Linked DNA regions of Homo sapiens: region 2 is linked to region 1. The links are chromatin loops, found by intact Hi-C in ENCODE. Cell type or tissue: dorsolateral prefrontal cortex. All regions are shown on one strand. Links, peaks and the distances in the headings refer to the core of each region. The heading gives the core; the rest is flanking DNA.

Region 1 (5,391 bases), core at 318-5,317:
ATAGATGCTTGTGCAAATAGGAGAGGGGTAAAAAAATCCCTTATTAAAAACCTCAAAAACGCAATCACCCTTTCCAAGTGCCAGGCATTAGTAATTTGCTCACCACCCTTCCCTGCAGGCCTGTATGTTTTAACACAACCAATTCTTTTGTATTGCAGGCATGACACCCATTTTTCTGCTACTCGGACAGAGTCACTTAACAATGATACGATGCAAATATTTGTCCCCGGGTGCTAGGCACACTGTATTTCAATCTGAGATCCGTGAGGAGCAGCTTATGAGCCACTTCTAATGGCATTGAGCATCTTCCTCCAATCTACATTCACATCAGTTCCATTTTCAAATGAGTCAAATGGGAAGCTGAAGTTAGCCAGTCAGAGCTTAACACCTCTGATTTATGGTCAGAAGTATCTTAATAGGATCATTCATTTTCCTTTGCTCGTTCAGAACATCTGATGTTACAAGTTCCTGGAAATGTTCGTGTATCCTCTGGTTCTGCAAAAATATAATCTTTATCTCCAAAAGTGACCTTCAAATGAGCAGGAAATGAAAGCCGGCCGCTCTTTCTCAGTCACCTTGCCTTGCTTTATTGATGTGTCATAATGGAAATCTTGAGAGCCAGGAATCTCAGAATTATTATGATATTTTAATCTTTTTAGGTTAAGTGTAAATGTGAAGGTGTAGGGCAAAAAGCATTAGTTTAGGCTTGGCTTTATGAAGTATTTCTTTCTCGCCCTTTTTCTCCTTGTTCAGTTGTTTTAGAGAGTACGTCTCACACGCAAATCCTCAGTTTCTGGGCTTTCATGAACTTGGTCTTCACTTCTTATACCTTCCTCAGTGGCTTGATTTATGAAATTGGTTGGAACAACTTTAAGCACCCCCTTACCTCTCACCCTTTATTCCCCTTCTCCTTTCCTCACCTCAGCACCTCAGCACTAGATCCTTTGTTTCTACTACATATTTAAAAAATATTGCCAAACAAACAAATCTAACTGCACTCTGGTTATTTGTCTCCATTCTCACAGGAAATTTGTGTATTTAAACACCTGCTTTGTTCAGTGTGAGACTGCACATGTCAGGATACAGAGGGCTCCAGGCCCCAAATACTCCAGTTTTCTAAGTAGCTTAGTGTTGATCATGATCTTGCACAAAAGCTATGGTCTTGCTATTATTCTACTTCTTGATGATGAGCTTCCAATCTCAAACCATCAGAGTGATCTTTTTACAACATGCATCTCTAGAATTGGTACTCTAACATGTTCTTTGGTTGAGATGAACCCTTAGTAATGGTTCTGACTTGCTTTACCTAGGGTAATAATTTATCCTCCTGAGGCAGAAATAATTGCTAACTACTCGAATCTAAATGAATCTCAAAGACAATAAAAATTAGGACAAAGTAGTGAATTTATAGAGATGTTCTAGTAAATATAAAAATAATCTTTCTCACATCATGATTTCTTAGCCACAAGATCACCCCAAAATAATTAGTTTTAACTGTGCACTGAGCTTGTCTGAGACAACCAGATTTTTTTTTTTTTTTTTGGTCTCCTATTACCTAATATGTTCTTTAGGAAAGAAAAACTGTCTTGGCTTTTTTAAATTGCTAAATTAATAAATTCTCACTGTAAAAAAAATCAATACAGTAATACACAAAATAAAAAATAAAGACTGCTTACCAATGTCACACTCCATAGATAACCACTTAAAAATTTAATTTCTATCTTTCCAGGTCCTATATAGAAAAGTAGATATATAGGTATAATATTCAGTTACATTTAATAAATATATAATGAACGAATATTTCTATCCTAATATTTGTAATATTTCATTGGCTTTATAGTTTGCATCCTTTTTCTGAAGGCTGTATACTGTGGCAATAACACCAGAAGGACTACCCTGGAATTGGGGGGGCTGACAGCTGTCCAATTGGCCTGTACCGAATGGATTGAGCATCCGACACATTACATTTGAAGGCCTCAAGGAGATATTTTATTATCAGATTTAACAGACCACATACTCTTTCCTTTAGGGAGGTCATAAAATTCCCAGATTATGGGAGCAGATCTTGTGCTCAATTTTCAGTTCTCTGTCTTAAGCTTGAATTCTTTTTTACTGTACTAAGATCTGTCAATGGAACTTTGGTTAAGTTCCCTCCTGTGGCCAAAGACTTCTTTCCTACATATTTGTTTTTATAATAATGTGGTTGTTTTTAAAAAGATGGACTTCCCACCTAAAATAATACAATAAGGGTCATTTTTTTGTTGCTGAAAATATCTATCTGAGCTAATGAGATTGTTAATATAAACTGATGAAGCCAAAATGTTTGTGATAGTTCAATAATAATCATAAACCCAATGGGAAGTTTCCTCGGGGTAGAAAAGTACCTCTCGTAATAGATAATGAACTGTAAAGAGGAGAAGAGCCTGGTTCTGTCTCCTTTTTGTTGACAAAAAAGGGAGGGAGATGACATCTTTATATGTTAATTTGGCATAAAAGTCAAGTCCAGGTAGTGAAGGCGAATCCTAAGTCTTCCGTTTCAAAAACATTTTACAAACTAAAAGACACGTCAGCAGGAAAGACTGTTTGGGGCTTTATTTTCTACTGGTAGCCAGTTTTGGTTAGGTGTTCTGTTCCACAAAGTAGGATTTCAAAATCTCTGTTCCTCTGGGCATACAACTGTCCTAGTCCAGCTACTTTTGGTCAGCTCCTTTCTGTGGTTAGAAACTTTCAGTTCAAAACAGTCACACCACAGCTTTTTTTATTGTCCTCTTTTTCCATTTTATTTCTACTGACTATAATCTTAAGGCATTAGACTCCGTTGCTTGCCTTCCCGTTGTTAATGTCCACTAGAATCGGTCAAGTTTCTCACTTTCCCATAAATAGGGACATAACAGGAATCTGGTTTAGTTTCGCTTTCTCTTTTCTCCTCTCTTCAGAATCAGAGTCAATAGTCAGCAGTTTGCACTAACATAAATCTTGTTATTGTTTATACCAACTCCCCCTTTCTAATGCTATTAGAACCACGGTGGACATAGACCCCAGAGATTTGCTCATCTTAAAGCTCTAAAACTGCACCACTTTTATGACAACAGTAAAACCTTGAGCTGTCACTTCACCCCTACGACTGTTATTCACCGTGATTACTGGCATTTCTTTCTTGCTCATTCCCTCCTGCTCCCATCCCCCATTTGATTGTCTGAAAAAAAATGTTTGGAACAAATAAGGTAACAGAGGAATGACTAGCAATTCTTAGTCGAGCTTTGTAAAACTCCAGGGCTTCCTGTATGGAATCTCTGTTCTGTTTGTGATATATCCATGTACACTTCCCCCTTCCGGAAAACTCATCCCATTATTCTGGTGGGTTTTAATGTGGCTCTGGAAGTGAGAGGGATAAAGAAAAGCATGGCCGCCTTCTTCCTAATGATGAAATGGCTGTGTCCGGCCAGGAGATTGCACTAACTGCATGACAATTTGACCTCACAGACCTAGGTTCAAGGCTGACCACCACTGCCGCCAGGTTATAAGTTTCGGTCAAGATAGTAGCTTCTCTGTCCTTCAGTTCTTCACTGAAAAAAAAGTCAGGTCTACCTCACGGAGCTGCGTTGAGGAGCAAATGAAATAATGTATGTAGAAGTGCATCATAGGCTTGTGAGAACAGAGTAAATCTCCAAAATTAATAAGCTTATTGATTAAAAGAAAGGAGGGAAAATGCTTTGGATATTCAAAAGAACTAGAACTCACCTGCTCAGGCATTTAAAAGTTACAGTCAAATGGTCCTGTGGTCTTTGAATTTAAAGACTGATCTTTTAGAGCATACCTCTAAAAAATTGGAACTACTTATTATTTATTTTTAATTTTCAGTTTTCACTGTGTTGTAGAGTACGAAGGTGGTGTTATCCTCATTTTAGAAATGAGAAAAATGGTATAAAAATATGTAATTTGCCTCGGGACCCATATCAAAAGCTTTCTGACTTGACAGCCAAGATATTTGTCGCACAGCCTCCGGAGAAAGGGGAGGATTTATGTGGGAAGTCCATCCTGAGAAAGGTTACATTTCCTCTAATGTATGTTCATTTTGCATGAACACTTTGCTCTATCCCGGAAGTGTATTAATGGTGTCTTAAATTTTTTCTGTTGTTTCTCTATTAAAATAAATCTGTTTTTAAAATGTTCAGTGTAAAAATACATCGAGAAGCAGCATTCATAAACAGAGAAAATAGAGCAGAGAAACTTCCTAAGTGCCAAAGTCAGCCACACACCTTCAGATTGAAGCTCCCTTTTCCATTTCCTTTTTCTTCTCTACAAGTACAAGATGTGCAAAACATGAAGTTTAAAATGATGTTTATCTGAACACTGGGATGGTGACAGTAGTGTTAGAACTGATTCTTTCCATTGAGTCATAGAAGAACTCCGTTAAAATCTACTGTCCTGCCTACCCAAAAGGATTTTTTTTTTAATGTTCACATTTAAAATTTCACTTGGAGCAATGCTTTGGCTCATTTTTTTAAACAAGTAAGTCTATATATAAACAAAATAACAATCTGCAGGATGAATGAGGTGAATAATCTGTAGACTAGACATGTCTGCGAATTTCTCCTCATTTTGGTCTCTGAAACTGTTGCAGAAATTACTCAGCCTAACTTCAGTTTCAGCCTAACTTCTGTTTCTCAACCAAACTGAAAAATGATTGACCTCAGAAGAATAATCCTGGATACTTCTGATTTACAAGTGGGCCACTTCCGAGAGTCAGTATATATGTAAGGTGTCTGAAATGTAGTATTTACTCTTTCCCTGACAGTGTTTTTAGGAATGCGGCTCAGTTCCCCAACTGGTCTGCAAAAACTTCACTGACAGTGAATCAGGAGATCTAATTTTTTTTATTTAAAAATTTTTGTGGGTACGTGGTTGATGTACACCTTTAGGAGCTCTAATAATATTCCAAGAGCCACAAGCACTCCAGCATCTCACACATCTCTCTGCCTCAGTGGCATCAGCTTTAAAGGGAACAGACTCAGAGGACAACAACTCCTTCACAGAGCAGGTGGATCAATATTTTCGAGGTCCAGTGACTCTGTTATTATGTTTGTTAGATAAAGTATTCCTCTGAATGGGTCACTTTCCATTATGACTAAGAAATGAAGAAATGGTGCCCAGGAACCAGGGGTTTGGGGTTTGCTTCCTCTGATAACTTTTTCTGCATGTAAATTGTTAAGTATTTATTTCTTGGAGAATCACTGTTGGGATGCCTAATCACCATGATCACAGGGCACGGGGATACATGTGAATATGTTGGAAGATGGATTTGCACAAAAGAAGAGTTTCTGAGATTTAGTCTCTCATGAGCAGTTCTCATTTTCAAAACAGAAATAATGTCCTAGGACTTTAAAATGG
Region 2 (5,391 bases), core at 127-5,126, 65 kb before region 1:
ACAAGCCTTGTGATCTGAATGTGTGCGCTGGTTCTCTTTAGGTGATCGTCTTTGAAGTTCAGCAAAGCTGCTTGTTCTCCCATGGATTCCTGTCCCAAGCTACCTCTACCAACCCTCTCTCTCCAGCTAGACTTTTCTCTTTGCCTCCTCCCTTCCCTTCCACTCTTTAAAGTTCTGCAGTTCACCAACTGGTAGTCCATTAAATTCTCCTGTCTAGAATGACCCCCCCACCAGTACTTGACCAATTTCATGTATCAATCTGGATTTTTTTTTAACGGTATAATGACTGTGTTTATTGAAAGAGTTTTACCTAAAAAGCCAACATTTGAATTGGTTGCAGCATAGAGAAGAAACACTGGTCCTTCTTTCAAAATTAAGCAACTATTAAAAGCGCCATTTTATTTATTTCATTTAAAAAATAATCTATGCAGCATTTCAAGAAACAACCATATGGTGTTGTATATTATAAACTGGTGACATTCTACTATTGAATTATGTACAACATTTTCATTTTTTATGCTTCTTGAGGTGGTAATGAGAAAAAAGTTTTTTAAAAAAGTGTGCCTTGCTGTATTTCTTATACCATTTATTAAAAAGCTGCTTTCACGGTAAAATTATGTTGGTTTGAAAGGAGGAAATAGCAAGGTTAAGATGTGTGAATAATTTCTGTATATATGTATAACCAAGTACAAACATTGATGTATAATGACAGTATAAAATGCTTTCATGTTTGTGATGTCTAGTGATGTGGAAAATATAAGCCTTAAATCCATTAGATTGCATGGTAATTAAAATTGGCATAATAAACACAGATTATTGGGGGAAAAGGAAAATTAGTGATCTCTTCTACTATGTTCTTTACCAAATTGTTGCATCTGGTTCTGAAAAAGTATAGCATGTAGCAGCTTCCAAACATATTCATATTGCTTAAGAGGCTTAACATTACCTAAACTAGAGACTAGACGTAAAGCCTTCAGTTTTCAAAATCTTTCTGGTCACTATAAAGATCTTGGAACAGCAAATGATTAAATGTCAGTTCCCCTAAACCAATAAACATTTATACTAGATTTTTTATTTCCACTTATCATTAATGATTTAATGTTGGATTTCAGGTACCTTGTATGTCTTAATTTATTTTAAATATTTATTTTGAATGAGTTTGATAGAAAGCTAGTAGAAAAGTACAGAAAATTTGACTATTATTTATAGATTTCAGGTATATTTATATGTGTAAAAGAAATTGACAAAGAAATATTTCATCTGGCCTTTACTGACTCCTGTTAAATGCAGTTTTAAATTTATATCGTAACACCTACTTAAGTGCCTGACACAGTAGGTATTCAATAAAAATTTACTGAATTAAAGGATTAAATTAGGTGACATGGTGACATCTATCCCTTTATTTTGACACTAAAACATGGACACAACTAGAAAGAGGTACAATGCAATATAAAGTCACAATAGATAATATATATCAAATTTCTAAAAGGTAAAGAATGTTGTGGGTTCATGCAGTCACAGGAATGACAATCATTCAACAGATAGTTCAGAAACACTTTTTATCTGCAAGGCACTATTCTAGATCCAGAAGATGCAATGTTGAACAAACAGACAAAGCCCTGCCCTCAGAAGGCTGTCCTGCATTAGGAACAAGTGAACACGCAAATGACATGAAGTATTTGTTGCAGAGCTGAGGAACAGAGCAAATGTAGTGATAGAAGCGCAATGAGAGAAGCAGCAGTGGGTACAAGGAGGAAGAAAAAGGGCTTGCAGAGAGTGGAAAGTTAGTGGAATATTCATGAAACTTCATTGCAGGGGTAATAGAAGAAAAAGTAAATTGGGAGGACTTAATGGAAGGTCTTTTAAAAAGTTAACTTGGAGCTTCTGTATGTAAAATGCTAGGTAATAAGGACACTTTGTACAGGCTGTTTTGCACCTGATTTTATTTATCATTAGTGCCACGCCAAGATCATTTAGACGATGCTTATCTGTAATTCTACCACTTTAATAACTATTTGTATTTTTATGCCCCTTCTGATCTTTTCCATATGTATTTCTAAATGGATAAATTATTCTAGGCTTCTTAATAGGTAGTAATTTGTTCAAAAGCGGTTTTAGCCAGACATCTAGTTGCAGTGTTCAAGAGGATTATGGGGGAAAGAGATTAGAGATAATTGTCTAGTTAGGGGGCAGCTGGAGAAAATAAGCTAAGTTTGCAATAACAGAGTACACAAGTATAGTGGCCCAGGATGTAGTGAAAGAACAAATCCTAGAGTCTTTGAAATTTCTAAGGGCATTCTAGACCTCTGTTGGGATATGGTATTATTTTACATACTGACACAACCTAAATTTTCTTTGGGTAGTAACTAATGTCAAGTCTACATCGACTGGTAAAACATTCAAAGAACAAACTGACAATGATGTTCTACCTACTTGTTACATGCTCATGGAAGACCGTGCAGTATTGAAAGTATTTGTTAATTATCTGCTTAGTATTAACACTAAATTTGTAGAATGACTTTCAGGTTTGTTGAACAATGCCTTTTCAGGTTGGAAGAAGAAAAATAGCCTCAATCTCCCACCCCATGTAGGCACTACCTCCCCAATTACCCTTAGAAAATGATCACACCAACTCTGCCTACACACTTCCAGTGATAGTGGCTCATTGTCTGTTAAGGCAAACTGTTCCACTGTTGGGCATATCTCTTTGTTAGAAAGTTCTTTCTTAGGTTGCTAAAATCTGCCTAGTACCCCGCTACCCTGTTCTGTCTTATGGAGCAGCCCAGATTATCTTTACTCCCTCTTTCTCATGGCAACCCTGAAGATAATCAAGGCCAGTTACTCATCATCTCCCAACCACTGTTTCCTCAACTGCCCTTCATATGTCATGGTTTTCAGATCCATTCCAACCTGACTGAATGTTAACAGACAGAATTCTTCACATTAAGGAACTGTCTTCATCATCATACATGTAGAAAAGAATCTGAACATTTAAGTGCGAAGTTTTCTCTAGAAATATATTCAAGATATGTTTATTCTATTATTGTAAATTTCAAACAATAAATAAATAAGAATCCATGACTTCCTTCAGTGGCCCAGTCCAGTGCCTAAGTCATCTGGAATCTTCTCCTTACATCGAATACAAACCTAACCTGTTTCCAAGTAGGGCACTCCCTCCGCTTATTTATTCATTTATTCAGCCATTCAGCAAACATTTATTAAATGGCTACCTATGTGAGGCACTATATTTGGCATTAGGTATATAAAGGCAACTAACACATGGTATCTGTCTCCAAAGGTTTACAGCTTTTCTTCTGAAAGTGCCTTTTGTGTCCTTGAATAGAGTGATTATGACTTTTGTCTCAATTAAATGATGACCTCATTTAGTTTCTGATGAAGTTTCTCTACATTTAAGAAAATCTAGTGAGCAAAACGGTATACAAAAAATCATCTGGATCTGACTACCAGAAAAAGTAAAGTGGTTTTAATTACAGAAAGAAAAATATTTGTTAGATTTCTGGTCACTGAATAAATATGCATCTTATACAACACAGAACAACCTAAATTTAGGGCTTCTGGAAACCTGAGTTTGATGACTTTGTTGTGTTTGGTTCATCCGGACTAGGTTTCACCCATTCTATAATTCCTAGAAACAAACTAGATGAAAATATCAATGAAATGATCCAGGTCTGTCTTACAAGTCAATTTGCTTTAGCTTCCAAAAGAAGTTGAAATTTTTTAGAATTTTAAAGAAAAACTCACTTTTCAAGTGTCATATAATTCTTATATTTTAAATATAAATCGAACCAACTAAATTTACCGCTATATTTTTTTCTACATATTCTTTTTTCAATTTTCATTTTGAAAAAATTCAGACCTATGTAAAAGTTGAGAGTAGAACAAAGATACTTGGTACTCATCCCTCAGGTTCATTTATTGTTAATATTTCACCATATTTACTTCATCTCTGTATACACACACACTTTTTTGTATGATTAAATCATTTGAAATTAAATTGTAGAGTATGATACTTCATCTGCAAATACTTCAGCATGTGTTAGCTGAGAACATGGGTATTCTTCTGCAAGTCTACAATACCATCTTCATACTCAAGAAATGTAACATTGGCTGGTCATGGTGGCTCACGCCTGTAATCCCAGCACTTTGGGAGGCCAAGGCGTGTGGATCACCTAAGGTCAGGAGTTCGAGATCAGCCTGGCCAACATGGTGAAACCCCGTCTCTACTAAAAATACAAAAATTAGCCAGGCGTGGTAGCTGTAATCCCAGCTACTTGGGAGGCTGAGGCAGGAGAATTGCTTGAAGCCAGGAGGCAGAGGTTGCAGTGAGCCGAGATTGCACCACTGCACTCCAGCCTGGGCAAGAAGAGTGAAATTTTGTCTCAAAAAAAAAAATGTAATATTAATACAATAATACCTGATAGTTTATATTCAAGTTTCTCTAACTACCCAAATTATGTCCTCTTATAGTTGTTTTTGTTTTAATACAGTATTCAAACAAAGATCACACACTGCTTTTAGTTTCCAAGTCTTTTTTTTTTTTTTTTTTTTTAAATCTTGCATAGTTTCCCTGTGCTTTTACTCTATTTTTCTTTGGGCTTTTATAACATCGACAGTTCTGAAAAGTCCAGGCCAGTTTTGCAGAATGATCCACAATCTTGATGGGTCTAGTTGTTTTCTCATTGTTAAACTCAGGGTAAACTTTTTTTTGTCAAGTAAATACATAGGTGACTTTGCATTCACAGCCACTCTTTAATGAAGATTGATTGAATAACTGACATTCCTGATATGTTTTAAAGTTCACAGCTTACTCTTTCAGCCCATGCTTCATCCATCTAAGGCAAGGGTCAGCAAACTGTGGCACGTGGGCCAAATTCAGCTCGTTGCCTGTTCTGGTTTGACCCATTTGAACAATTGACGAGCTTCAAACAATTTTTACATTTTTTAGTAGTTAAACAAAAGAATACTTCATGACATGTGAAAATCATATGAAATTTAAATTTTGGTGTCCATGTATAAAGTTTTATTAGAACACATCCACGCACATTTGTTTCCATAGTCTACGGATGCTTTGACACTATACAAAGTTACGTACTTGCAACAAAAGCCATATGGCCTGCAAAACCTAAAACATTTACTATCTGGATCATTACAGAAAGTTTTCTGATCCCTGGTCTATGATATTCTAAATTCCGACACATTTTCTTAGGATAGATTTCCATTTGCAAATTCAGTGTAAGACATAAACACCGGCAATAGTTGTGTTTTTTTTTTCTTTTTACTTCCTAGATTTTATTGCATTCTCAACTTGTTTCATATTACCTTAAAAAATAAAGTGCACTTAAAGATTGTTTCACATCCACAGTTTGTTTA

What was found. A loop is a pair of places that touch in the nucleus more often than their neighbours do. Peaks named below come from ENCODE experiments on the same cell type or tissue, not always from the same donor. Only the 100,000 strongest peaks of a DNase experiment are listed, where the experiment ranks them.
Region 2: a loop joins it to region 1, with 3 times the contacts of the local background. A loop is called at or near these places in 3 of 110 quality-filtered maps.

What each region holds. Positions count from the first base shown.
Region 1 is chr14:32,894,464-32,899,854 of GRCh38, forward strand. No RefSeq gene overlaps it. Among named protein-coding and RNA genes, the nearest start is that of NPAS3, 42 kb to the right of the region's middle. In dorsolateral prefrontal cortex, for the core only: no CTCF peak of the experiment used is centred there; no DNase peak of the experiment used is centred there; H3K4me3 peaks cover 1,616 bases; H3K27ac peaks cover 1,791 bases.
Region 2 is chr14:32,829,985-32,835,375 of GRCh38, forward strand. AKAP6 (A-kinase anchoring protein 6) reads left to right here. Exons shown (of 14, transcript NM_004274.5): 14 at 1-5,391. Among named protein-coding and RNA genes, the nearest start is that of NPAS3, 110 kb to the right of the region's middle. In dorsolateral prefrontal cortex, for the core only: no CTCF peak of the experiment used is centred there; no DNase peak of the experiment used is centred there; H3K27ac peaks cover 1,254 bases.